Regions from separate parts of the Mus musculus genome. Here regions 2, 3, 4, 5, 6 and 7 are each linked to region 1. A link is a loop called in an ENCODE intact Hi-C map of the cell type or tissue named here. Cell type or tissue: heart. All regions are shown on one strand.

Region 1 (4,000 bases):
CCAGCTCTCATCTGTCCATCACAGCTCTGCCCCACTTCCTGTATGCTGGCTTCATCCTCAGGAAAGTCCCCACCTCAGCGGCAGCCCATTGGTCCATAGCCTCTCTCCCAGCAACCTGGAGAGCATCATCCCCCACCCCGTTGGCTCTGTAGTCCATCCTGAAAACTCATTCTGATGAGGAGATTGCTCTTCTCTGATTGGTTAGCTATAAGCTTCTCTGATTGGTCAGCTACAAGCTGCAGAGATTTAGTTTACCCCAAATTCTACATTCTACCATGAACTTGTTGCTATTGTTGTTGTTTTTTATAGTAACAGAACAAAGACAGATTCAAAATCAAGACACTTTCCAAAGACATTGGTGGAAACATTAATTGGGCGGTTGCAGCAGAGTAATCTCAGCTATGAGACCCAGATGTGATCTGATAGCATTCTTAGATCTTTGATTGGTGGAGTACACAATTTTGTTGAGTTGATACATTCCAAAGGTTTTTTTTTTTCTCTTTTAATCTACTTATCAGGGTGATAGGTTTGACTTTATCTGCTAATTACAGGAGTTCGAGCCAACACACAGGGGCAAAGAATGGCTCACTAATGGGCTAAAGGTAGCTCAAGATAAACTGTGATCGGGCTCCAGACCTGCAACATCCCAGACTCCTTATAGCCACTGAGTTTTAAGCAGTCAGTGAGCCTTGATGTCACAGCTCCTTTCTAGGAAATTCTGGCTCTCACCACCAGAGAAATCACAAACATCAAGTACTATTCACTGAGACATTCCAGTTACCAGCGACCCTGAGGGTCCGCCCGGGCAGCTCTGTCTGCAATGCCTTTCTCTTTCTGTTCTAGGGAGGTTGATGCTGTCTTGAGGTATCTGAGACAACAGTGTCATGCTCAGAAGATTGGCATTGTGGGCTTCTGCTGGGGGGGTGTTGTGGTGCACCAAGTGATGACGGCATACCCGGACATCAGGGCGGGGGTGTCTGTCTATGGTAAGTGCCCAGCACATTTTACTCAGGGAAAGCAGGGGAAGGTTGAGTGACAGGCTTCTCCCACATGCTGCAATACAAAACCCGATGGCGTGTGGTAAACCAGCTTAGCATGGTTTTCAGAATCTAAAAATAGAGCTGGGGAGATGGCTCTGTCAGTATAGCTCTTGTCTTGCAAGTGTGAGATGCTGAATTTGGTCCCCAGAATTCATGCTAAGAGAGAAAGGGACAGGTGATATTCTGGGCTTTACTGGTCACTTTGCCTAGCCTACTTGATAAGTTCTAGATCCTGTCTCAAAAATCTAGGTGGAAAGGCTCCCTTAGGAACATGTCCAAGGTTGTCATCTGACCTCTCATGTGTATGTGCACCCGTTCACAAGTCTGTGCGTACTCATGTGCGCGTGCGCGTGCGCACACACACACATACACACTCACGCATGCAAACCACAAACAGCAACTTTAACTTTCTTTTTAATTAGCAGATTTTTGTTTTTGTTTTCGAGACAGGGTTTCTCTGTGTAGCCCTGGCTGTCCTGGAACTCACTCTGCAGAGCAGGCTGGCCTCGAACTCAGAAATCCACCTGCCTCTGCCTCCCGAGTCTGGTATGGGCATGCATGTCATGCCCATGTGTGTGCCCTGGTGCTTACAAAGGCCAGCAGAGGTTGTCAGATCCCCTGTGCTTAATGTTGTGAGTCGCGATGTGGGTGCTGGGAATTGAATATGGGTCCTCTGGAAGAGGAGCCAGTGCTCCTACCTGCTGAGCCATCTCTTCAGCCCCAACATTTACATTTTAGCCAACAGGAAACAAAGTTGTTTTTACTATGAGATAAGAACCCTTTATCGGTTGACAGAAACAGCACACTGAATGTACAATTCAAAAGCATCCAGACTAAAATATGCCAAAAACAAATATAGGAAAGTTGACTGCTCTTTCAAAGTTACACATTCACAAGCTGTTTCTATCTGGCGCTTGAACTCCCGGACATGGTGTTTCATCTTCTATTAGCACTAAGGAAAAAAAACAAAACAAAACAAAATATTTTCTTACACAAAAGGAGATAAAGTGAGGCATGGTACTTGTGACCCCAGTACTTGGGAGGCTGAAGCAGAATTGAAAAGTTTGGGCCAGCATGAGCTACATAGTGAGAGCTAGTCTTACATAAAACAAATGCAATAAATCACTAGTACGAGACCAGCCAATTTTCAGGCCAATGGTGTCTATGGGTAAATTAAAAGGTGGTCCTGGATGCATGCCTTTCTAGCGCCACCTGCTGGCTGCTGCTGTGCATGTGAGTGGCAGGTTATGGCAGGAAAAAGAGACATCCACTGAATGTCCAGACCTATTATCTGGCTTTGTCAGAGTTGTGCAGGGAGGACTGATATCCCTTCAATGGCTCGACGTCTTCTGGAGAGGAGTCACAGGGAGGAGAGACACTGTGTGTTACTTAGCTCTGCTCTCACAGTGGCAGGAAGCAGGAAAAAAGTTGTTTTTCCTTTCATCTTTTAAAATCATTGATCATGTGTGCCTGCACACAACAATGCCTGTGTGGAAGCCAGAGAACAACTTGATGTGGGTTCTGGGATCAGGCTTGTGGGGCAAGTGAGCCAGCTCACTAGTCCTTTCCTGCCCATTCTCCCAACAGAGCATGGACTTGCCTTTTTCCAACCAAAGGCACCAGTGGGCTGCCCTAAGCCTGGCAGAACAATACTTTGCACAAATTAACCTTTAGGATGTTCAGGCAAGGATGAGCAATAAAACATATACAATAACCTGTAGACACGTAGACCCTGTCTCTTTGGGGTCCTGTTTGAATAATAACTTGGTCCAATGGTTGTTCTTCTTATAAAACTGTCTAAAAATTAAAAAAAAGGAAAAAAGAAAAAAAAAAAGGTTGGGCAGTGGTGGCACACGCCTGTAATCCCAGCACTTGGGAGGCAGAGGCAGGCGGATTTCTGAGTTTGCGGCCAGCCTGGTCTACAGAGTTCCAGGACAGCCAGGACTGCACAGAGAAACCTTGTCTCAAAAAACCAAAATCAAAAAACCAACCAACCAACCAAACAAACCAAAAAAACGGTCTAGTTTACTGAACATGTGGGGTCCCTGTAGAAAGTTCTAGAGTGGTGGTTTGAAAAACGACCTGATGTATAAAGCCATCTCAGGAGAGAGCAGCATCAAGTTTATTGGCCTGGTTCCTGTTGAACAGGATGCAGAGTAAAAAGATCTGGTTAAATCGGTTGCACATTCTCAGAATCTCATAGGCTAGGCTTCTGTGGGCTTACTAAAAATAACAATACACACACATCTGGGGAGATGGCTAAGGCAGTGAAGTGTTGGCCACCTATCCATGGAGACCTGCATTCAGATCCCTAGCATCTGCATGAAAATCTGCTATGTGTGTGTGTGTCAGGCTTTGCACATGTCACCCCAGGACTGGGCTGGTGGAGACAGATGGGTTCCTCAAGTTCCCTGGCCAGCCAGTGTGCAGAAATCCCTGAGCTCAAAGCTCAATGAGATCCTATGGTGAAAACGAGGAGTGACTTTAAGATACCTGGCCTCCACACTCACAGACACAGGTGCACTAGACCCCATGTGGGCATGCACAAGAAAGCATGCATACCACTTCCACCCCTAACACATGGAAGCAGGTCTCTGACCACATGGTCTACTTTGCAAAACCATACCGAATTCAGGCAGCTTTCTGCAGAAGTCAATGCCCCTCAACTCTTTCTAGGTATCATCAGAGATTCTGAAGATGTTTATAATTTGAAGAACCCAACGTTGTTTATTTTTGCAGAAAATGACACTGTGATTCCACTTGAGCAGGTGAGTAGGCAGCCCTTCATTTGCATATCTAATTGCATAGCATGACATCTTTAGAGAAAGTTTTTTTTTTTTTTAAGATTTATTTATTGGTTATATGTAAGTACACTGTAGCTGTCTTCAGACACTCCAGAAGAGGGAGTCAGATCTCGTTATGGATGGTTGTGAGCCACCATGTGGTTGCTGGGATTTGAA
Region 2 (4,000 bases), 56 kb before region 1:
GTTAGTAAAGGGAAAGCACTCTGAGTCCTCACTAAGTGATCAGTTACTTTGAGTTCAATATCCAAATTGATTTTTAAAACATCACTTATATCTTATCCCAATAAAAAAAAAGTACCTTCAAGCACTAGAAGTACCATTTCCTTCATGACATCACACTCAGTTTCTCAATTCCTGAGTTACTAATACCTGTGGTCATTTCATAAATCTGTGAAGTACTAACTGCCCAGGTGGAAAAAAATCAGGTTTTCATATAATATGTCAGTGCAAAGCCAAGTAATACAGATGCTAGATTTAGTCATTAAAACTTAAATCAAAGGAGATTATGTGTAGTTGAGAGCACTTGTTCTTACAGAGGACCAGGTTTTGAGTCCCAGCACACATGGCATTTAACAACGATTAAATACATATGAGCAAAATACAAACAAACTCGAATCAAAGCCAGGCATGGTAGTACAAGATGCTGAAACAGAGGAGTATGGAGAACTCATTTCAAAAACCAAACAAAACAAAGACAGGCACTGAATATAAACGGCTGTGAAACCTACAGAGATGTAAACACAAGATCAACCTGGGCGATTGTTAATCCTCAACAGTTTCTTTCCCAAAGTTCTGCAATGGCAACTAGCTTCACTCATTGAATAGAACCGTACTGTAGCATAATGAAGTGGCAGCGACAAACAATGAAAATAGGGTCAACTGTTTCTTACCACCCGTGTGAACCTTAACCAAGCTATTAAATAAGCCTACATTTCCACAGCCACGAAAGGTAACACACATCCACCCCGCAGGGCTGTCGGGAACGTCAAAGTGAATCAATCCTCCTGTGCATATTTTGTAAACAATACTTTTTTTTAAAAAAAATCAACTCATCACATTATTACTAAACTTTTTATTACTCTAATGACTTCAATACAAGTGCTTGATGGTTCGATTGCATGTAAAGTCGGTAAAATAAAGCCTGAGGTTGAAAAGAACGCTCATTCGAACAAGAATATATCTAAACAGTAAGTATCTGCACTAGTAAGTACATGATCAATAATTTCCTCTACAGACTCACTAATACATCAGTGCCTCTAAAAACTGCTTTAAAACACTTTGCCACAACGTCAGGTAAGCGGCTGCTTTCTACACCCATGTGGCTGCTTTTCTTTCGTGTTCTCTGCTAATTCAAAACAACCGCATCCAAAGTACACGTCCACAAACAAAACAAACAAACCCTTGCTTTGTGGTGACAAGGATTTAGAAGAAACCTAAATATTCGCCTTTCCCTCCTCCAATAGTCTCTAGAAACCGTCCCCTCTCGGGTCTGGTCAGTGCAGTTAGGGTAAGGCAAACAGAGAGCAAGATTTTGCAGCAGGGGTCAGTTCAGTCCACTCAGCAGTCGTCACCTCGCGGGGTATTTTCCGCGAAGTTTCAAAGTCAACAAAGAAGTTGTGTGGCAGAGGTTGGGCCTACAGGACAACAGCAAACAGACTCGAACACGGAGGGGGGAAAAACGAGTGGGGGAGGGGAGTGGAAACGCCCCCGGACTTCGCACTGCGGCCCCCTCCTCCGCGGACCGCGGGATGGCGGTGGCCGGGGCCCCGATCTTCCACACCGTCAAGTCCCCGGCAGCCCCACGCCTCGGGCACCCTATGGTCTCCAGCGCCCCACTTCCCGACATCCCCATGTCTCGAGCACCCCACGTCGCGACACCCCCACGTCCGGGATGTCCCACGTCCCGGCACCCCACGTCTCGGACACCGAAGTCCTGGCACCCCAGTGTCCCAGCCGAGGCTGAGTCCTCGTCGCCCGCGGGAACCGGCGGGGGGCGCGCAGAGGGTCACCTTCCGATCCGAGCCCGCTGGAGGACCAGCTCGAGCCGCGCGCTCGCCCGCCCGCCCGCCCGCCCGCCCGCCGGGCAAGCAAACTGCCCGCGGGATCCGCCGCGAGCGCCTCGGCCCGACTGGAGCGCGGGCGCCGCTGCAAGGGCGCGGGCGCCGCCGCCTCACCTTCCTCGGCGGTGTCCATCTTGTCTGGGGGGCGGCGGTGACGCAGCCGCGAGGCGCCCGCGACCCGGCAGAGCCTCGGGGCCCGAAGGGAAAGGCGGGCGGGCGGGCGGGAGGAGTGGAGGAGGAAGAGGACGCGGGCCGGGCAAGTGCGTGCGCTCGGGTGCGAGAGGAAGCCGGTCGCGGGCGAGGGGGACAGGGACAGCGACTGACAGAAAGCGAGCGCCGGGGAGGGGGGAGGGGCGCGCGGCCGAGCGACGGGCCTGGGCGGGGCGCGCGGCGGAAAAGGCGGGGCGCCGGAGCGCTGCGCGTCACATCCGGCGCGCGCCTTCGCTCGCGCTCGCGCCGGGCTCGCGGAGGCGGGGGCGGGGTGCGAAACACGGCCTGACTGGTGGCGAAGGCTGCGCGCGGGATGGAGACTGAAAACCTAGAGGCAGGCGGCAGGCACCTCGCGGAGGGGCGGCTGCGGCGGCGGCGGCGCGGGCGCGTTCCGGGACAAAAGGAACGCGGAGCGGCGGGAGCGAGCCCGGCGCGCACGCCCGCCCGCCCGCCGGAGCGGGTGTGGGGGACAAAGGGTCCCAGCTTGGGGTACCCGACCGCCACTCCCGGGGCGTTCAGAGTCGGCCCCGGAACGAGCATTTTTGGTTCCGCTCTTGAGTGGTTCTGAGGCACGTCTGAAAGAATTACAGAAGCATCCCTAAGATGGAAAAAGACGAGCATCCAGGTTATCAGAATCTCTCCTGGGGAGGCTTATGCAATTGAGTGGAAAGACCACGTCTTCACAGCTGAAAGCCAACATTGAATCTACCTCTAAGGGAAATGGGTTCAGATGGCGACACAATTAAGGGAAGCTTACCTGGCCAGAACTAAATGGCTGATGAAAGAATGATGAAAGACTCAGACCTGCTCGCATCAGTAGGCCACCTTCCTCACATAATCCTTAGAGCTTTCTCTAAATAAGATAGTACAGATTAGAAGAAAAGTGTTTCCAACCCGGATGCTTAAACGTGCACATAACGGAAAGTAGATTCAAGAAACGGAATTTTGGCCGGGCAGAGGTGGTGCATGCCCTTAATCCCAGCACTTGGGAGGCAGAGGCAGGTGGATTTCTGAGTTGGAGGCCAGTCTGATCTACAGAGTGAGTTCCGGGACAGCCGGGACTACAGGGCTACACAGAGAAACCCTGTCTCAAAAAACCAAAAAAAAAAAAAAAAAAAAAAAGTTATGTGACTGTTTTTGTTTTAACCCCAGGTGTGGGATATGGGGCTGCTTCAGATGGGCCACAACCGTTAACTATGATTGTCTCGTACTCTAGGAGGGGAGTGATCTAAATGGCAGTCTCCAGAGCAGTGGGAGGTGCTTTGAGGAAGAAGAAGTGGGGAGAGGAGGAGGAGGCAGAAGAGAAGGAGGAAGCAGAAGAGGAGGAGGAGGTTTTTGGTTCCTGCTGCTCCTGTTGCTGTTGCTTAATGAGACGTTGGAGATGCCCTGTTGTGGAAGATTGGACTGATCTCAAGAAACTCAATGCCCCTAATGATCAGGAGTAGTCAAAAAGGTCTACATCCCCCTTTCCCTCTAACCTTCCTTCTCTTCTACCTTGATGTACTAGAACACAATAGAATAGACCAAAAAAAAAAAAAAAAAAAAAAAAAAGCCCCCAACAGAAGACAGTCCCTGTAGGTTTGTCTTTGAGATTTCTCACAAAAAAAAAAAAAAAAAAAAAAAAGCTAAGTTTAGCCCCATGCAGATGCTCAGCTCCTGATTCCACACACACTGGTATGCATATCACCTTCATCCTCTGCCCTATCCTGCGCAGCTTGCAGCAACAGGAGTGAAGAAAGGATATGTGTCACACAGAAAAGCTGAGATCTGTGGACCATGCTTACTCTTGTGAACTGGCCTCATGATGCCACAACCCAGAACCTGGCCATGCTTACAGTGAATAGCAATGGAGGTAGGAGTAGGCTAGACCTGATAGGAGTCACTGTAGCAGATGGTCTCACACTGCAGTCATC
Region 3 (4,000 bases), 110 kb before region 1:
AAACACTGATTTGTCAAAACACTGGTCCCAAAGCAACCTAACTCATAAGCTGATTTGTGAGCCTTCAGGAAAACCCGTAACTCATCCTAACTCCAGTTAAAGTAATTCATCAAGCCAACAGAATAGTCTTTTTTTTTTTTATCAAGAAATGCTGCCTATCTGTTCATTACATTAGCAGCTACAGCTAATGTATTCATAATACAGCTTTAAAATTTGGATTAAGTAGCAAAATAGGAATAAACTGATACAAAGTAAAAGAAGCTATAAAAATACTGACAATGAAGTCAGTGTTCTGGTGACCTCTTTTTTACGGTGGCTTCAGTGGATACTCTTGCATATGACCAAACATGGTATTAGTGGAACACATAGTACCTCTTTACATGGCATTTGTGAAGATAGGATAAATTACCAAATAAAACTAAACTTATCTGTTCTCTGTATTTTAAATATAGGTAAGTGCTTTATTACCCATGGACTAAATAGCAATTTAACCTCCTCCACTCAACCTACAATAAATTTCTCACTACAGACATAATTGTACAATGATGGAAAAGTAGAATTTGCTAGCCTGATTAGAACAAACTACATATACCAAGTTAACATGTGGTATCAAATAGTATGCGCAAATATGTTTAAAGCATTAAAAATGGTTTCAGCATAAATATAAATGTATAAACTCCAAGAGAAAGCAAAATATAAAGTCAGATAGAAAATGCAGAGCTGATTCCCCTAATAAGTAGGCAGAGACGTGCCGACCATATTTACTAGCCCGGCCAATGGTGTGGGCAGGAATTGATTCCACACTCAGGTTTTGAGAATGACTTTCCTAACTGTGCACTCCCATCTCCAATAGCACTTTCTGTAATTCTTAGTTTTTTCACCAGATTACTTAGCAGCTCACGATTCTGAGTGACTTTTTTTTTTAAACTTAAGATATTTACTTTATTTACATTTCAAATGTCCCATTTCCTGGTTTCCCCTCCAAAAACTCCCTATCCCCTCCCCCACTTAAAGATTATTTTATTTATGGGAGTATACCATTGCTGTCTTCACACACACCAGACAAGGGCACCAGATTCCCATTACAGATGTTTGTGAGCCACCACGTGGTTGCTGGGAATTGAACTCAAGACCTCTGGAAGAGCAGCCAGTGCTCCTAACCACTGAGCCATCTCTCCAGCCCCTTCTGGTTGACTCTTAAGTATGTATGTCTGGGTACTTCCAGAACTATGGTTCCAGTGAAATAGAAAGTTACCATCTTAAACAAATGTGCTTTCTGATAAAAAGATAACTCTCCTGAAAACTAGTAACACAGTAAGAAAACAAATGGGAAATAGCTGTTAAAGTATTTATGACCATCAATAAGATCAATCTCTTATTCCAGAAACCTACCATGAGGGACCACTCTTTAACCTTCTGGAAAATCACTCTTCGTCCCTGGGGCATCCAGGCCACCAGCACCGTCACAGCCCTTATGGTTAGCCAACACACATAGAGACCACAAGCAGCTGTGTACAGCTCATGGATTTTGGCAGTCCCCGTCCAAAATGACATTAACCAACGGCCAGCAAATACTGAAAATAGAAAGGCTGACAAATGAGACATGTGGCTAGGTAAAGAGAACTGTAATCTTGATGTTCTATAAATATTTTCACATCAGAATAAACAAAAACAACCAACAACACTTTAGGAAATAGAATTACTTGGTTAAGAAACACCCAAAACACAGAGAGTCAATGAGCTGAGTGTCCTGATCTGCCAGGCCACCTACAAATTCATTCTAGCCTGGGATGTTATGAATATTAGTGCTTCTGTTACTTTTTTTTTTTTTTTTTTAGTTTTTCAAGACAGGGTTTCTCTGTATAGCCCTGGCTGTCCTGGAACTCACTCTATAGACCGGGCTGGCCTTGAACTCAGAAATCCACCTGCCTCTGCCTCCCGAGTGCTGGGACTAAAGGCGTGCGCCACCACGCCCGGCTTTCTGTTACTTTTTATTACCAACTGAAATTATTATGCTAATATAATAAAGACACAAGTTTTCTATTATTTGTGCTATCAATACTTTTTATAGATACATTACAATTTGGGTTTTCTCCCAAATGATCCATTCATGAGCACAAAAAAACTAAACTTTTTAAAATAAAGTAGACATAATAACATTTCAAAACACAGCATCAAAGAATACTGTATAAACTTTTTTTAAAAATAATCAGGGGAAAGCCAGGGCCAAAAAGGGGGAGTGGGCGGGTAGGGGAGTGGGGGTGGGTGGGTATGGGGGACTTTTGGTATAGCATTGGAAATGTAAATGAGCTAAATACCTAATAAAAAATGGAAAGAAAAAAAAAAAAGATTATCAATATTTAATTTAGATCCATTTAGAAGAGGCAATTGTCATTAAACTGTGTCTGGCCTGCCTAACAGGGTCGGCCCTTTCTTTCTTAGAAACTGCCTTGAAGAACACATTTATTTATGAAATACTGAATCCTCAGTGCCTTGAACTCCCCAGAGACATGCTAAGTCTTTTTCTTTTTCTTTCTTTTTTTTTTTTTTTTTTTTTTTTTTTTTTTTGGGGTCCCTTGAAGAAAGATCTGAATTTAAATCGTCAACAGGGGAAGTGGGGGGAGGAGGCTTCAAAAAAAAAAAAAAAAAAATCAACACCAACATGGAACAGTAAAATACAGACTTGAGATCTTCCTAAAGATCGTCAGTTTTGAGCTTTGTCTTTTGTTGTGAGACAGGGTTTCACACTGTAGTCCAGGGTGGTCTCAAACTCAAAAGTGACCCTCCTGCCTTGGTGTCCTGAGTGCTGGGCTATCAAGTGTGAGTCACAGTGCAGCTCTGGAGCAACCACACAGTTAAGTGCTCAAGCAGGTTTTTTTGGTTTTTTTTTTGAATACTTTCTTTACATAACTGATTCTCAACAAGGCTTGAGAGATGAATCAGTCTCTAGTGTTCTGTTTGTTCTGGACTGTTCTCCTAATATGATCTGAATACTTAGATAGAGGGTCAGTGTGCTAAGCATTTCCTAGCTATTGTCTCAGTCATTCTCCAAGGATTAATCTCTCGTCCAACATAAATACAACATCCATTTGAAAGACTACAGGGATGGGCATGGCAGTGCATGCCATTAATCCTGGCACTTGCAATGCAGGAACAGGTGGATCTCTGAGTTCCAGGCCTGCCTGGCCTACAGAGCAAGTTCCAGGACAGCTGAGGCTACACAGAAAAATCTTTGAATGCATGTCTCCATGATTAAGCTCATGGTTTTGCTTGATGAACTGTATATTACTTTCTAGTCAAACTAAGCTAACTCCACAGTCAAGCATTACAAGCTATATGATAAACAGACTTCTTATCAACTCACAAAATAGTCTGTGTATGAAAATAGCTCTCTTAAAGGCAAATAAAAATTGGACCAGGAGGGTAGTCAACCATTGTGAGCCCTGGGGTTCAAGCCACAAGAAAAGGGGAAAGATATATTTGTTCCATGAAGCAAGTAAATGTGCATACTAATTGTAAGACACCAAAATCACCACTGACACTTGTATATACACTTGCTGTATACAAATGCCTACTTTACAGTTTGCCTCTGAGATTTTAGATTAGTGCTACATTTAATAGCTCATTTCTATTCCTCTCTCCCTCCACTGCTTTGCCTCTTCCATCCTTTCTCTCTTTCTCCCCTCCCCTCTCTTTTTGAGAGGGCAGATGGGTTCACAAGTTATGTTGTAGCTAAGAGGTAACCTAGAGAAGGAAGCAGGCCTCATTACCCTCAAATGTGCCCTGTCAAAGCTCTTCTGTTATGAACTTAAATTACTCTTCTACCATGCTACAACAGATTTAAGGGAAATGTTTAACAGTGTGCAACAATGTTGAATTACTCACATTACTAAATTAAAGCATAAAAAATTGTTCCCTATTCCCCATGCTCAGAAATCACTGAGGAAGAGGGAGCTGAAAGTGCCAACCACAGCAAAACTGGACCACGGCACTTGGGAAC
Region 4 (4,000 bases), 130 kb before region 1:
GCTTTCTAAATGTAGACAGAGAAAGCAGAGTCTGATGCTAAGTTTTTCATTGTTTTAAAATATTTTTATTTTTAAATGTGTGTGCATGTGTAACACACACACACAGGAGTGTGGGTAGGTACAGGTGAATGGCCCTGGGACAGGAGCCACTGCTGGTTGTGAGCTGTGTGACATGGGTGCTAGAAGCTCAATTCAGGTCTATTGGGAAAGCAAGCAAATACTGCTAACTGAGACCCATCTCTCCAGCACCCCATGCCCTAAGGTCATTCCTTTTTCAACAGCTGCTTTCTGAGGTAATTGGCATTAAACACCTCGACACATTCACCTCTAAGTGGTGCAGACACACAAAGGCTTCCCACTTTCCATCTTTCCCAGTTCTGCCTGGGTCTACCCCCCACCCCCACCCCCCCCAAAAAGTTCCATTCTAGGAATCTGAAAATGTGTGAGCTGGAGGTTAAGGAGGCACAGAAATGGCTTGGGGCAACAACTTGAGTGAATTCCCTTCGGATTTGGCCAGCACGAGGCCTTGTGCCAGGCAAGGTCTTAAGCCACAGTCAAAGAACTTGTAGCCAGGAAGATGAACATGAAATTAAGCACCAGGGCACCAGGTATGTCTATGAGTTATCAGAAACCATCTAAATCTGAAACATAGATAGATGGACATGGATAGTGAAGACTGAATAGATTAAAGGCAACCCCCTCTCTCTTCACCCTTTAGGGTCAACTCCACCTATAACTACTAAGACTTTTGTGCTCCTCTCTGTGGTTTCGTTAATGAGCTAAGGAGTGGTGCGGACAGCCACGAGAGAAACAGATGCAGAACTGTTGACCTAAAAGTCCAGGCCCCGGTTACAATGCTGTGGCTTGGTGGATTCACACCTATTCATAGTTGTTCCCTCATCGGCAGTCTAATGAATCAGGGATTTCTTGTGTAAGGCTTCAAAAAAACTCTCTCTGTAGTATTAATAAATGTGCCAATAGGGGCGGAGACTTGAAGTGCAAATAAACTTTCATAAAGACACCCTAGCCCTTCTCTCTAAGGCTCGAGCATATGTAATATCGCTGAGGGGTTATTGAGAGAACTGACAAAGGGACCGCTGGGCTCACAGGTGACCCTGACGGAGCTAAGTAAGACATCCAGGTCCTGTCCCCTGAAGCCCCGTGAGAGGTACTCTACATGGCAAGCGTCTTTGCACAATTAAGGACTTTAGATGGGGGAAACTATCCTGAAGAAACGGTATGGCTCCTAAATGTATCACAGGACTCCTCAGGAGAGGAAGGCAGAAGAGAACCCACGGATTGTAGAAGGGCCAGGAAGTTCCAACAGCCGAGTCTGATATGGAAGCAGCCACCCCAAACGCCTGTTGCCTGCTCCAGATGTTTTGTTGCTTTTACCTCCAGAGCTGTCGTTTTTTAAAAGTCGAGTTGTTAAAACAGCCAAAAGTAACGAAACCACCTTAGCTAATATAGTTCAGAGAAAGTTAGCAAATTTTGGCTAAAAATAGTTATTCTCGTGATTTAAAAAGTGGCACAGTTCTCTTGTAAAACCGAAAGAATGAGTGTTAAGATTATAATGGTCAGGCCCTTGAAAGGGTTCCTGTCCTTGTTTCTAGAGTGTGAAGGTTCGCTAGCTGTGAGCTGTGCTGGACAATTTTCTCAGGTGGCAGCTTTCACATACCTCTGCCTCATTTGGGGGTGGGTGGGGGCATAATTCAGTTGTTCTGGGCGGTTTCATTTATAACATCCCTGTAACTGATTTTTTTTTTTTTTTAAACTCAGCGGAGCCACTTTTTGCCCCGCGGTTGGTGTGCAAGCTTTGTTAGTCTACACCCACAACGTCGGCGTCTGTACTCGGTAACGGGGTGAGGTTCCCTGGCCGGCCTTACCCCGCCGACCACTGCAGCACGTCCGCCGGCTGCGTACGGATGGCAGCCTTGGTGAACTGCTTGAGGATGTCCGGCAGCTCCGGGGGGATGTGGATCTGCTGCGCGCAGAACATGGTGTCGGGCAGCGGCATCGTTCTGGGGAGACCGCGGCGGCCTGGGACGTTGTGCTGCGGGGAGGAGAGGCAGGGTCAGCGCAGCGGGCGGCGGGGAGGGACTGCTCCGCCCCCTCAGGAAACTGAGGCCCAACCGCCCAGAGCGGATAGAGCACGCGATTGTGGCGTGCGGTCTCCAGGCAACCCGAGCTGCGCATGCGCACAGCCTCAGCAAACAAGGGGCGGACGTCCGGCTGGCCTCTGTGACCAACGAGTGACCACAGAGCGGAGAGCGCCATAAAACAGCTTGTTTTCCTAAAACGCGGAGGTTGCGCTAATCCGAACCCCAAGAGGTCTCGACCAGGGTCTCGGCTTGGCGTGTGACTCCATTTGGTCCACACACCCACTGTATGAATACACATTTCCAAACCAAAGCAGCTTGGCAAAAAAACATTTAGTTAATAGAATGGGAAAACAAGGACTCTCAGACACTGTTGACAGAAATGAGCGTTTATCTGGGGACTACAGGATTTTCTAACGACTTAGCAATATTTATCCTAAGGGGGGGGATAGGCATAAGGAGTAAATAATAATGCCTATTATGTAGCTTGGTAGGTTAACTTTTATTAAAACCTCTATCATGGTCTCCAAAGAAAAACAACACAATCGGGTAAAACCAACAGAGTTAAAATCTGATGTGGGGACTGCGAGACTCGCAAGGCTGGGGTTCATTTGAGCTGGGAATTGGAGACCAGCCTGGGCAACATTTAGCGCTTCAAGAAGCAACAAGTCTGTTCCCACCCACACCACCACCACCACCACCACCACCACCACCACCACCACCACCACCACCACCACCACCACCACCACCACATGACTGGTGAAGCGGAAAAGATTGTAAAACAATCTGGGTGTGCAGGTGTCTGTTCCTTTTATTCTTAAAAGTCTCAGGTATAAATTGTGACAATTCAGCTTTTGTTTTCTTAAGTGAATTATATTTTGCTGTTGTATCTAAAAAAAAAAAAAAAAAAAAAGTGAGCCTAGCCTACATTGACCTTTTTTTTCCCTACATAAGTTACTATTAGTTCGTTTGTACAGTATCTGTAGTGTGAATGTTTGCTTTTCATTCTGTTACCAGTCCAAATACTTCACTTTTTTTTTTTTTTTAATTTCAGCATCCATGCCCCGTTGTGTGGAATCCACTGAATACATACGGAAGTGTCTGCTTTACCAGATACACTATGGCAAGGAAATGGCCACCTAAGCAAAATGGGTGTGGTTCCTGAGCAAGAAGCTCCTTCCTCCTCCAAGTACATCCTAAAGCATAAATGAACGAGCCGAAAGAAAGTCTTAGGCACGGTTGTATAAGCAAAGGAGATTAAAGAAAACAAAACAAAATAAAAAAACCCAACGCAATGGCTAAACAACATAAAGTGATGCAGAGGGGCCTGTGCCTTGCTGACAGTCTACCCATGGTTTTAAAGGCTTGCAGAGTAGCAGCAGGAGGCTGATGGAGGACTAGGTGTGTATGTGTGCAGACCTAACGAGCCCACTGAGGAAGCAGCTAGGCCTCAGCGGTCTCCCCGGAGGGAGTCCTGTGTGCTGGCTTGGGCAGCTGACTTCTCGCTCTCTCTTCCATCTTCTGGTTACTATCTGTTCTGCACTTGTGGTCCTTGGAGGCAGACATCTTCAGTCACTTAACACATCAACTCTCCTAATCACTGTGTTTCAGGAGATAACCAGTTTTGAGTATTGGTTTCCTTTGGCGAGGACTTTCAACTTCACAGATTAAAGAGGGAGGTCTGGGGTTCAAAGAGCATATTTCCACCACTCCTACATTAAACAGCAATGTATTTAATTGGGTGGAGATGAGGAAAATGTTGAAAGCTTTTGAAAAACTTGAACTTAGAAAAACTAGAAATGGCCCCTAAAACCGAAAGATCTCACAATCATAAAGGAGAAAAGGCCACGCAACCCTTTCCTTCTCAGGCATGTAGGCAATGACATAAAACGGTTTCTGAT
Region 5 (4,000 bases), 100 kb before region 1:
TTATAGCCTTTCCTCCCATTCTCTCCAAGTCAGTGAGGCTATCCTCCTAAACCCCACTGAAGCTGTTCCTGGTTCCTTGGTGTTCACCAACAACCATGCTGTGATGCTCACTTGTGCTGGACAGCAGTGTGCTACAGAGCTGCTCCCCCTTTGACTCCCCAGTCTAGAAGCACAAGAGCCCAAGTATTGTCCTCTTTCTCAGCCTAGCTTATTCTTTGTATGACTGTGACTCTTCTAGCTGGAATACCACCTTTATCTACAGTAGTAGAGATTTCTTCCCCGACTCCTAACTTAAATATCAACAGTGGAACTCAGTGATGCACGCTGATGTGACCAAGCATCTACCAAACTATTAATCCTGCTCTCTCTATTAATCACATATCTCTCATACATGTAACTCTATATCCTCCCATGCTAAGAACAGGATTTCTGACTCCCTGACTTCTTTACAGAAGTTTCTTTACAGCTTACATCCAAACCACTAGAGTCCCTGACTCTTTTTTTTGTTTGTTTGTTTTTTGTTTTTTGAGACAGGGATTCTCTGTATAGCCCTGGCTGTCCTGGAACTCACTTTGTAGACCAGGCTGGCCTCGAACTCAGAAATTCGCCTGCCTCTGCCTCTGCCTCCCAAGTGCTGGGATTAAAGGCGTGCGCCACCACATCCGGCGAGTCCTTGACTTTCTAAACATTATCAATCCTAACTGATTCTTAGACTCCGCTGGTGCTTCCTTCATCTCCACCAGGATCATCTCACACTGTCTTCCCGGCGCTCTTACTCTATCTCTGATCACCAAGGGGCACAGTGACCTGCATAGCCTTCTACAAGCTACCCAATTCTTCTGACTAAACATCAAAGTGCCTGTTATAGCCTCCAAACTCAAAGAGCTGCTTTCAAGGTCTTCTCTTACTTCAGAGCTAACTACTTTGCTTTCTCCTTCTTAGCCAAACTAGTCTGTCAAACAAATGCTAGTGTGCCTGCCTGATCCACTTGGTTCAGGACTCCTACCTCACCTTCTTTCAGGGCTTTCCTTAACTGTCACCTTAGTCTTTTTCTGTTACGCCTTATAAATTAAAACCCCTCCTGGACATTCTCTATTCTTTCTGCTCCTTTCTTTTCCCTAGAACAGTAGTGAGTATTAAACATACTATGTATTCCATCTATACTAAAGCCTGTCTTCTTGCCTATAAATGTAACCTCTCCTATGGAGAGCTACTGACAATGTTTTAACACAGGATTAGTACAATCTACCTTTCAGAAAACCCAGAGCCAGCAGAGATGAGGCTGTGATGATAATGGAGAGCAAAGGGAAATGGAAACTAAACGACTGAGTGGTAACATTAGTCTAAGTTCTTAAGGACGAACTAACAGGACAAGTAAATTTGAGGAAGCAATCTCATTCTTCATAGCTTAAGGTGAACTATGGGGTAATAAAGTCACTGGAAAGTTTAATACAAAATGATGAAAGCCTTGAGTCTTGCTTTTAGTACATAGTTAAAGGTGTACACAAAGAAAAAACAATGTTAGTAATTCTCCTTAAGTGTGGTTTAAAAAGAATCTTCTTAAACAAATGAAATAAGTCATCCCTTGAAAGAAATGTATTGAGCAGGTGGTGGAGGCACAAGCCTTTAGTCCCAGCACTTGGAAGGCAAAGGCAAGGAAATCTCTGAGTTTGAGGCCAGCCTGACTAACAGAGTGAGTTCCAGGACAGCCAGGGCTACACTGAGAAAGCTTGTCTTGGAGGAGGGAAGGGAGAAGAAAAATGTAACTCTCAGAATTATGGCAAGATGGGACTACCACATACAATGTTTAACATAAAATGAATATTAGATCCCCAGCAGGGATAAATGACAGCTTTCCTAAGTTTTAAGAACGTATCTACAGACTTAGAGATGTTGCTCAGTAGTATAATACTTGCTTAGGATGCTAGGCAGTGAGTTCAATCCCCAAACCACCAAAATAACCCCCCAAAATCCTTACCTGTAGAGCATGACATTGTAAGGAAGAAAATTAGGCAAGAGACTCTTAATTATACGTATAGGAAGCCAGAGCATCAGAAGGACAATGGAGCCAAAGACAATCTGTAGTAAGAAACAAGGCACAACCCTACTGTGAGTCTAGGAAACTATACTTGGTAACTATGCTCCACAGGATTAGGTAAATACAGTCAGTATGTTCTCCCAGTCCTCCCAATCTAAAAGAATACAAACAACAAAAACACTGTATGAAGCTAATAGGTAGCATGCCTTGATTTTTAAAAAAATAAAAATAAAAAGACCTGCTTACCACTGACAAAATAAATCTTCGGAGATGTCTATAAATGGGCAAGTGAATCATTTCCTGTACTGGATTAAAATCTGGATCGTTCAAATTCCTCAGAAACCATAAGACACCAGGTCGAAGTACCTGTGAATATATTTCAAGTATGATAGATACTCAGTAACATCTCTATGTGCATCTGAAAATTAACAACAACAACAAAAAAAAAAAACAAGAAAAAGAAAAAAAAACAAAACAAAAAAAACAATGTCCTAAAGTTATTTTTGGCACCTAAAATTCAACCCTGACAATTCATGGAAAAAAGAAGTTCCTTAGCCAGAAACTATAAAGCTATTGTGCTTTTATTGACCTTTGATGCTTTTAATCATAAACTGGAAAACCTGGCTGAAAACAATTTATCAAGAAATCTGGATCACTGAGGTTAAAACATACAAACATTACTATACATTGCATGATTAAGGGAAAAGACTCAGGCCCACCCCCTACTGTCCGCAAACCTTGTACAGATTAAAGCACAAATGATATTCAGTCTGTGATTTCACAGTCCATCCCCACTGCCTTCATTGGCCTTCTCCTCCAGCAACAGTCTTAGTAGAGTAAGCTAATTTTTCAAAAGCTTTATTAACTCCCAGGAACGGAGGAGGATAGGAATTGTCTTGTACCTCAGTATTACCCCAGGGTACAGCATAGAATCTGGTGTGCATGAAGCTAGGTGTACAGTAAGGAAATACTAACCTCCTTTCATCTTTAAATCACTCAGAACATGATCTGTGAAGGCAGCAGCTACCTGGCAAGTGGCCTGTGATCATAAAGGATCCCCACTGCTACTCTGCAATCAAGTGCCTGTTCCTAAATACTTCATATTTCAAACCTCTCGGGGATGATGTCCAGTGCTACACCAAGCCCCGTAGAATCTGTGTGACAAGTTCCACAGACTGAGGCAAAAACTTCAAAAGAAGGCTGCCTCCAGGAACCGGCTGTGGAACTCTTGGCCAGAACAAAACACTAAGCCGTAGTTCTCATGGCAATTTATCTGTTTTATTTTCTCTTATTTACATGTTCCTGGTAGCCTAGGCCAAGATCTAAGCAAGAATAATGGGTAAGAAACCATCCCTTGAAATGGGGTCACTAACATGACCTTATCTCTGTAAACCAACGCTTTACTTTATAAATCATTTATAAATTTATATAGATATAGATTAAAAACTTTCCCAACAATAAAATTTCATATGGCTACACATGTGTCATTGGAGGTGGGCTTTGGTATATGGTAAAGAAAGCCTTAAATAAAAAGAATTAAAATAGCTTAAATTTACGCATTGAAGATTTATTTAAAAAAAAAAAATCAGCCATTAGAAGTTAAACAATTGACCATAAATATTTATTAACCTGCTCTTAGAAATATGCCACTAGCCTCAGATGACTGCCCCACTTATTTTACCTGTCAGAGTTGTAACGCTTGGATGATTTCTATTAATCATGTTACCTGTTCTGTTTGTGATTCACTGAATACAACTTTTCAGAGTTGTAATTTTTGCTAGATTTTTGTGCTTTACTGTGCCAAATGATAAAGATAGGATTTGTGATTGCTTCACTGAAAACATCTTCTGAGAGTTGTAATATGTTTTTTTAAATGTATAAAAACTCCTGCTTGAGAGCTGCAAAATAAACTCAGATTCAAACTACCTCTGTGTTTGTTTCTGTTTGTCACCTCCGAATCCT
Region 6 (4,000 bases), 89 kb before region 1:
ATACACCAATACAATGTTATGTCTCCTACTTCTTCCCTAGACCAGAAGCTCCCAGGAAGGCAGGCCCAGGCATTTTGTTCACAGCTGTATACTTGGTCTCAAGTGTCTGGCACAATGAACACAGACACTAGCCAAGTGGACTCAACGATAACAGAAGAGGACAGGCAGTGAGCTCTGACAACTGAACACGTATTTTACCCTCCAGAGTTCCCATTTCTAGAAAATAAGAATGGTTTCCAGAGGTGGCACCTGGCCTGCAGTGTCCACTACAGTTCTTTTCCATTTGAAAAGTGCAGTAACACCATGAAAGAAGAAGGGGGGGGGGGGGGGGGAATCAGGCACTTAATCATTTTTTCCCAACAGACAAACAGATGGACAGACGAACAGAAGGAAGGAAGGAAGGAAGGAAGGAAGGAAGGAAGGAAGGAAGGAAGGAAGGAAGGACGGACGGACAGTAGGTCAGTCTTGTATAAAGAACTGTAATACACATGTTCCCTCTTTCACAGAAAGCAACTTACATACATACATGTATGTTTATAAATATTAGCTTGTCAAAACAGAAAGAGGTCACAAACAGAACTTGAACGTATCATAAAACATGAAAATATTACTCTCTATCTTCAGTGCAAGCTAAAAATAACTGGCAGCCCTCAAGAATGAGCAAGGGCATGGAGCAGCCAATACCTTGGGCTCCATTGTTGGCATCAGCAGCATCTTCTACACCCGCATCATCTTCCTCCTCATTGTCCTCCTCTTCCTCTTCTGCTTGACCGTCCTGGGCATCAGGGTTTTCACCCAGAACTGCATTCTCACCTGCTGGGTTAGCTGGCTGATCAGCAGCAGGGTTTTCTGCACCATTTCCTCCTACAGGAGCCTAAAATAAGAGAAAAGCCCAGGAATTCACTTACTTGGCATTCACCACCACTGCCCGGCATGAACTCACTTTACAATGTCCACATTTCAGAAAGCACTACAGGCCTGAGGAGGTAGTTTCTGTGGGCAAAGGATTGGGTTTTGGATTCCTAGGACCCACTTAAGCTGGGCACAGTAATGTTCCTGTAATGCTGTGCCCCAGCATGGAAACAGGACGTGGGACAGAAGCACCCCTGGAAGCTTGTGGAGCAGTCAGCAGAGAATCTAAGACGCTGTCTCCAGTAAGGGAGAGGGCAAGGGTACATACCAAGTTGCCCTCTGACCCTCACATGCACACCATGGCACATGCTCAGCCACATTTATGCATGGGGATGCACAAGCAAAAACAAAAGCAGTATAAAATATGGGCTGATAAATCTGGCTACCTTAGGGGCAAAAAACATTTTTAAAACTGTATGCACATGGACAGACACACATACATCTTCACTGGCTGCAATTGAACATCTGAGTAAATGACTTCTAGTTGACCTAGAGACTGGGATTTATCAATTACCAAATGCACTTTCTTCTAGATCTTCCCTTAGGATACCCACCCAGTATGGTGGCCCAGAGTGGTAATCCCAGATACTGCAGGGGAAAAGATCTGAGGCAGGAGGACTATAAATTTGAGGCCTTCTGTTGGACTTGACCAGACCTTTCCAGTCTCACAGGAAAATAAAAAGGACTGAAGATGTAGCTCAAAGGGGTGGTAGGTACCAGCAAGTGAGAAGCCCTGGACTCAATCCTCAATACCAGAAAACTTAACAAATCAAAGTCCTGCCAATAACTAAATGCAAAGATATAATTATAATTAACTGTTAAGTTAAAACATAATTCACTTTGACTTAATAAGAATTCTAAAACAAGACTACATGAAATGCTTCAAAATATGAGGTACAAAAACAACCATGCTGAACTTAAACTAATAGCAGTACCTGAATAGGCATGGTAATGCACCCTTACTACTTCTGGGGTAGAGGGAGGAGGAATGTGAGTTTGAGACTCGTTTGGGCTACACTTCGAGACCCAAGGGTGTGGCTCAGAGATAGAGTGCTTGCCCAGCATGCACAAGGCCTTCCATTCCATCCCCAGAACCAGTGTGTACCAGAGCTTGCGGTGTTGAGTTCATACATATGCTTTCCAAAGGACAAGGTGTACTCTGATTTCATTAAATCTGAAATCCTTTTCTGCTACAGTCTAAATATTTTTAACAAGAAAAAACAAAACAAAACAAAACAAAAAAACACTAGATCACAGGAAGAAAGATTAATTATCATTGAATAGTTTGTGACCAACTGTTTCTCTGAAAAGAGTTTCTCTGAAAAGAGTGTATGAAATGTGAATTTGTCACTTTACTGAATAGTTAATGTGTAATCTTGTTGGCCATAAGTTCCCAGCAGGCAAGATACTAACCATCACTTGATATACTATCCTAGTAACAGTCTGGCAAGTCCCCTTGTATTTGAGCATGTTATTATCACTTTTAAGAAAAATGCACACAATTCTTTCTAGGGTGTTGTGTGTGCACATGCCCTTATACATAGATCTAAACACGCTGCATGTGTGGAAGTGACAAGACTTTTCTCTGTCCAGTGTGACTTCCAGGGAATAGCTAGCTTAGGGTGCAAGCACGTCTACTGTGATTGGTCCAAATTTTCTACTTTGGAGAAGGTTCTTCCTACACAGCAGAAAAGAAAAGGCATTTCACATGAAGAAGAAAGCTGGGATAGGTAGAGAGCACTCCTAAGTGCTGTGGAGCATGTCAGAAATCTACCTAGAGGTTGTTTCTCCTGTGTGTGTGTGTGTGTGTGTGTGTGTGTGTGTGTGTGTGTGTGTGCGCGCCCCTGGATCTGCTCTGGATTACAGGCATGGCCACCACTCAGACAAATATATAGATGAAGTTGTTTCTTACCTTCCAGGCCCAAGTGAACCGGCTGACTCAGCAAAGACAATGGAAGAGTGTTTACTATTCCCTCTAACACTGTTCCCAGTCTAGCAAGAACATTAAAAGACAGTTACAGCCAGACGTGGTGGCGCACGCCTTTAATCCCAGCACTTGGGAGGTAGAGGCAGGCGGACTTCTGAGTTTGAGGCCAGCCTGGTCTACAAAGTGAGTTCTAGGACAGCCAGGGCTATACAGAGAAACCCTGTCTCGAAAAACCAAAAGAGAGAGAGAGAGAGAGAGAGAGAGAGAGAGATACAAAAATATTTTCCCCTCCCACTGTCCTCTCCTGTAAAATGAGCACACTGTAAGGCCCATGAAGGTCAAGGGTTTGGATCCCAGAGGGTGAAAGACTTTCATGTGCTGCCCCTGTAAGGCACATGGCAAGTGAGGGGCTTACCTCATTTTGGTGGTGTCCAGCAGCATTGAAGGGTGGAGCAGCATGCTCCAGCCAAATTGGGGCTCCCCCGTGGACTATCTGCTCTCGTAACCACACCAGGCTGATGAACGCACAAAGTGTGCACGTCACCACAAAACAGCCCTGCAAGCAATCCGCCAACAAATTTTCCCTATTTTAAAATAATAATAATTAGATACAGTTAACTCCAAAGAACACTTGAAAAACAATTAGAAAAACAAATTTTAATTTTTCAGTAAAATGCAGTTGCTTCAAAATAATGATGCTGAAATTCTAACTTGTAAGCTAGATATGTACATTTATATATTTATATTATTATATACTTATATTGAGTAGATATAAAACACATCAGATTATACAGCTATTAACTATCCACCCTATTCTTTTAGCATGGCTAAGAAACAGGAGTATAAGCAAAAGGGGAGGGGAGGGGAGGGGAGGGGAGGGGAGGGGAGGGGAGGGGAGGGGAGGGGATCCAACAAAACCAAGCATTGCATTTATAAAATTTACTAAATTTAGGTGAGCAAATATGCTTGGTCCTTTTAACAGAACTTTCATGTTTAACCAACACAGAAGTACATATAATGAGCAAGCTCATCAATGAGACAGGTAGAAAACTCACTAGTGCCTGGTCTAATAGCAACATAAAGAAAAAGGCTGGAAGACATTTAGCATACTATGGATCAGAAGAAGAAACAATATATGGCACAGAAACTCTTCACATAGCA
Region 7 (4,000 bases), 270 kb before region 1:
TTTGAATTTATGTTTGAACTTCTAGAGATTTTAACAACTAAGCCACCTCTCCCAGCAAAAATAATGTTACAAAAATAATGTGAGCTTTTGTAAAAAAAAAAAAAAGAATGCTTGAAAAAAAACATGTGATTTATTCTCCTAGAAAAGTTACAAAAGACTAGGAAAGATACTTTGGCAGGCATAACATTGGAAATCATAACACTGGAGAGAGAACATTGGGAGTAAGGCTTTGTCACATCAAGCTGGAGGGGAGAACAAGATTAGAAGGAGAATGCAGAGTGGAATAACTTAGAAATTATAAGGCAACATAAAAAAAATTAAGAGAGCACTAAGCAAAATATCTGTCCCCCAACCAGAGCCTTTGTCCTTCACCTGGTGACCTCACAGCTCTCCTTTGTATTATGGTTTGCTTTGAGGGTTTTTTCTTTTTTTAAGTTTTATTTATTTATTTTTATTTATATGAGTACACTGCACCTGTCTTCAGACACACCAGGAGAGTGCATCAGATCCCATTACAGATGGTTGTGAGCCACCATGTGGGTTGTGGTTGTGGTTGCTGGGAATTGAACTCAGGATCTCTGGAAGAGCAGTCAGTGCTCTTAACCGCTGAGTCATCATCTCTTCAGCCTGGGCAACCTTTTACACATACACTCACACACACACACTCACACATACAGTCACACACTCACATCCATACACACACTCACATGGCACATTGGGCAGACTCTTGCTCATGCCTCCACTCTTCACCCACCCATGCTCATTTGTCTCTGCTCTTCCCTAGACCAGTGACTCTCAACCTTCTCAATGCTGACCCTCATGTTGTGGTGACCTGAAACCATATCTTTATTTCATTGCTACTTCGTAACTTTAGTCTTGCTATTGCTACGTATCATAATATCTGATATACAGGATATTGATATGCTATCCCTGTGAAAGGCTCGTGTGACCCCCCCCAAAGGGGCCACGCCCCACAGGTTGAGAACTGCTGACTTAGACAGTTTTACTTCTCTTTGGTGTTGTGTATGTGTGGGTACATGATCATATAGTTGTATAGAATAAGGAAACACAAACAAACAAACGAAAAAACATAGAATATTTGTCTTTTTGGAAACTTTTGTCTCCATATGTATCCATTTTCCTGCAACTAATGTAACTTACTTCCTTCTTTATGGCTGAAAAAAAAATCTGTTATGTCCACATACCATATGTCCTCATACATTCCAGCTGCTGGGCACCTAGGTGTGTTCTATAACTTAGCTGTTATGGATAATGCCACCATAAACACTGCTATGTAAGTACCTTTGTGGCTACAGCTCCTCTATTAACCTATGGGCCCTGTATACACCCTACCGAGATCACCCAGCCTCCCTTCATCTGACTACCTGATGCACTATCCCTTCCAATATTCATCCTCTGGTTTTGGCATCAGCATTTGCACCCTGACCCGCAGTGTGCTAAGGTGAGCCAGAGCCCTCTAACTTGCCGCAGACTCCAGGCTCGGTGAATCCAGAGACGCTCCCTTAGCAGATCCTTAATAATAAACCATGATCCCATCGTTTAAAATTAAATGGCCACGAAGTAAGCAATCACCAACTCGTTCAACATTGTCACAAGCACAAGACCCTTACGGCTAAGGGTCTTCCTGTCACTAAAAACAGGGACAGATGAAAAAGGTCTTCCTTTATCTGTGCAAAGCTGAATTCGAAATGGAAACTGTGGGAAATATCTAATAATAAGAAAGGGGGGAGAAATGGAAACACAGCAGCGGTCCCAGCCTCTGGGTCTCAACCCTTCCCACAGGATCACACGGCAGATACCCTGCATATCAGATATTTCATTATGATTCATAGCAGTAGCAAAATTACTGTTATGAAGTAGCAACGAAAATAATTTTATGGTTTTGGGTCACTACAACATGAGGAACTATGTCAAAGGGTTCCAGCATTAGGAAGATGCTCAGTGTTAGAGGATTTGGTTTTCCAGGGTCTTGTCTGACTCAGTGTAGTTCTCCAAATCGGGCCAGTAGAGGGAGCTGTTGGCTTTGGAAATGCAGTACCCCAGTAGGCGTGCTGGGATACCCGGGGAATCCCTATTAGAAGAGGGGAAAAGCCAGAGTTGGGCAGCAAAGGTGGAGAAGAGGAGGGAAAGGGAAGAAAGAGGAGGGAAGGGGAGGAAGGGGAGGGAAGGAGAGGAAAGGGAGGGGAGGGAGAGCAGTGTCTGAGCCCGCTCTGCCTGACTGAGTTGCAGTTAGTGTGCTAGAGCTCTGTAGTTTAGTGGAAGAGCAGGCAGGGTTAGGAAACCAAAGGCTTGCCAAATTCTAATCTTTTCTTTAAAACAATAGAAGAGGGAAGGAGGAGAGGGAAGGAGGAGGGAGAGGAGAAAACAAGCCCTTCCTAAAACTCAAAGTAAAACAAGATCCTGATGATTGGAAGTAATAAAACTATTGTTTTAAAAATGAAGGGCTTGGCCTGGACTCACAAGTGCATGAACACAGACACACACCCTTTCTCTCTCTCTCTCTCTCTCTCTCTCTCTCTCTCTCTCTCACACACACACACACACACACACACACACACACACACACACACAGACACACACACACACACACACACACACACACACACACAGCATTTTAAAATAACAAAGGAAGCCTTTTTTAAATAGGACTGACGAGGTGACTGGATGGCTCAGAGTTAAGAGCATACTCCTCTCTCTCAGAGAACCTAAGTTCGGTTCCCAGCACCCACTGCCCTTACAGTGGGTCCCCACATCAAGGAGCTCACAGCAGCCATGACCCAATCTGTTTTACTTTCATTTCTATTCCTGTGATAAAATGCCCTGAAAAAGAGGCAGTTTAGGGGAGAAAGGGTTTATTCAGCTTAGAATTCCAGGTCACAGTCCATCACCGCGGGGAAACTGAGGCAGGAGTTCAACCAGCTACTCACATCACATCCACAGTCAGGAGCAGAGAGAATGGATACACACTTGCTACTCAGCTTACCTTTTCTAAACACCCAGAACCCAGACTTGGGAGTGGGGTAACAGTGCCACCCACAGTGGGCAGTGTCTTCCTATATCAATTAATGTAATCAAAACAACACCCCCCCCCAAGACATGCTCAAAGTCAGGATAATTTAGACCATCCTTCAGAGACTCTTAGGTGATTCTAGGTTGTGTAAAGTTGCCAATTAAATCTAGCCATTGCTCCAGCTCCACACTAGACATCTAGGTGAGAGACAGAAGTGAACCTAGATGCTGTGAGGGCCAGGCACAACTGCAAGAGTCTCACAGAAAATGTTCCTAGTCAAGTCAAGGGGGGAAAAGATTAAAACCACAACCTCAACAGCATTATCCTAGCCATTTATGGTGGTTCTAATAAGAATGGCCCCCATTGGCTCATATATTTGAATGCTGGACTCCAGTTAGTAGACCTGTTTGGGAAGGATTGGAGGTGTGGCCTATTGGAGGAGGCATGGCCAGGTTGGAGGAGGCATGGCAATGTTGGAGGAGGCATGGCCAGGTTGGAGGAGGCATGGCCAGGTTGGAGGAGGCATGGCCAGGTTGGAGGAGGCGTGGCCAGGTTGGAGGAGGCATGGCCAGGTTGGAGGAGGCGTGGCCAGGTTGGAGGAGGCGTGGCCATGTTGGAGGAGGCATGGCCATGTTGGAGGAGGCATGGCCAGGTTGGAGGAGGCATGGCCAGGTTGGAGGAGGCATGGCCATGTTGGAGGAGGCCTGTCACCAGGGACAGGCTTTAAGGTTGCAAAGGTCAGAGAATAAAGAATGCTGGTGTAAAGTCTGACATTGGGTGGCATGGTTGCCATGGCTACTTGGGGACCTGCTGAGTGCAGACTAGTAAAACAGTGTTAAAGGAGGGAAGGTGGTCTCTCTCACACAAGTTGTAGTGACTTTACTGCAAGCAGCAATTTCTAGACAATGGTTGAAATTAAGAAATCCAGCTGATATGAGGGCTGTGGCCTCCCTGGAAAACCAACCACCT

What was found. A loop is a pair of places that touch in the nucleus more often than their neighbours do. Peaks named below come from ENCODE experiments on the same cell type or tissue, not always from the same donor. Only the 100,000 strongest peaks of a DNase experiment are listed, where the experiment ranks them.
Region 2: it touches region 1 in a loop (3-fold over the local background); 21 of 42 quality-filtered maps call a loop at or near these places.
Region 3: a loop joins it to region 1, with 4 times the contacts of the local background. A loop is called at or near these places in 18 of 42 quality-filtered maps.
Region 4: a loop joins it to region 1, with 5 times the contacts of the local background. A loop is called at or near these places in 16 of 42 quality-filtered maps.
Region 5: it touches region 1 in a loop (3-fold over the local background); 21 of 42 quality-filtered maps call a loop at or near these places.
Region 6: a loop joins it to region 1, with 3 times the contacts of the local background. A loop is called at or near these places in 15 of 42 quality-filtered maps.
Region 7: a loop joins it to region 1, with 9 times the contacts of the local background. A loop is called at or near these places in 37 of 42 quality-filtered maps.

Annotation. Positions count from the first base shown.
Region 1 is chr15:31,584,452-31,588,451 of GRCm38, forward strand. It overlaps Cmbl (carboxymethylenebutenolidase-like (Pseudomonas)), which reads left to right. Exons shown (of 6, transcript NM_181588.4): 4 at 844-986; 5 at 3,717-3,808. Among named protein-coding and RNA genes, the nearest start is that of Cct5, 15 kb to the right of the region's middle. In heart, no CTCF peak of the experiment used is centred here; a DNase peak (open chromatin) is centred at 2,260.
Region 2 is chr15:31,528,812-31,532,811 of GRCm38, forward strand. Marchf6 (membrane associated ring-CH-type finger 6) reads right to left here and starts at 2,226. Exons shown (of 26, transcript NM_172606.2): 1 at 1,992-2,226. The coding sequence starts at 2,010. It overlaps Gm41287 (a long non-coding RNA gene), which reads left to right and starts at 2,293. Exons shown (of 3, transcript XR_875101.3): 1 at 2,293-3,126; 2 at 3,304-4,000. In heart, no CTCF peak of the experiment used is centred here; DNase peaks (open chromatin) are centred at 1,680 and 2,320; H3K4me3 peaks cover 3,258 bases; H3K27ac peaks cover 2,476 bases.
Region 3 is chr15:31,470,225-31,474,224 of GRCm38, forward strand. It overlaps Marchf6 (membrane associated ring-CH-type finger 6), which reads right to left. Exons shown (of 26, transcript NM_172606.2): 21 at 1,393-1,574. Among named protein-coding and RNA genes, the nearest start is that of Ropn1l, 19 kb to the left of the region's middle. In heart, no CTCF peak of the experiment used is centred here; no DNase peak of the experiment used is centred here.
Region 4 is chr15:31,451,527-31,455,526 of GRCm38, forward strand. It overlaps Ropn1l (ropporin 1-like), which reads right to left and starts at 2,163. Exons shown (of 5, transcript NM_145852.2): 1 at 1,887-2,163. The coding sequence starts at 2,017. It overlaps Gm49208 (a long non-coding RNA gene), which reads left to right and starts at 2,145. Exons shown (of 2, transcript XR_003951491.1): 1 at 2,145-2,386; 2 at 3,154-4,000. In heart, no CTCF peak of the experiment used is centred here; a DNase peak (open chromatin) is centred at 2,155; H3K4me3 peaks cover 1,683 bases; H3K27ac peaks cover 1,699 bases.
Region 5 is chr15:31,480,520-31,484,519 of GRCm38, forward strand. It overlaps Marchf6 (membrane associated ring-CH-type finger 6), which reads right to left. Exons shown (of 26, transcript NM_172606.2): 16 at 2,285-2,404; 17 at 1,979-2,079. Among named protein-coding and RNA genes, the nearest start is that of Ropn1l, 29 kb to the left of the region's middle. In heart, no CTCF peak of the experiment used is centred here; no DNase peak of the experiment used is centred here.
Region 6 is chr15:31,495,320-31,499,319 of GRCm38, forward strand. It overlaps Marchf6 (membrane associated ring-CH-type finger 6), which reads right to left. Exons shown (of 26, transcript NM_172606.2): 6 at 3,255-3,423; 7 at 685-874. Among named protein-coding and RNA genes, the nearest start is that of Marchf6, 34 kb to the right of the region's middle. In heart, no CTCF peak of the experiment used is centred here; no DNase peak of the experiment used is centred here.
Region 7 is chr15:31,313,799-31,317,798 of GRCm38, forward strand. The region is part of intron 2 of Ankrd33b (ankyrin repeat domain 33B); the gene reads right to left. Among named protein-coding and RNA genes, the nearest start is that of Ankrd33b, 52 kb to the right of the region's middle. In heart, a CTCF peak has its summit at 2,003 (motif pointing right); a DNase peak (open chromatin) is centred at 2,063.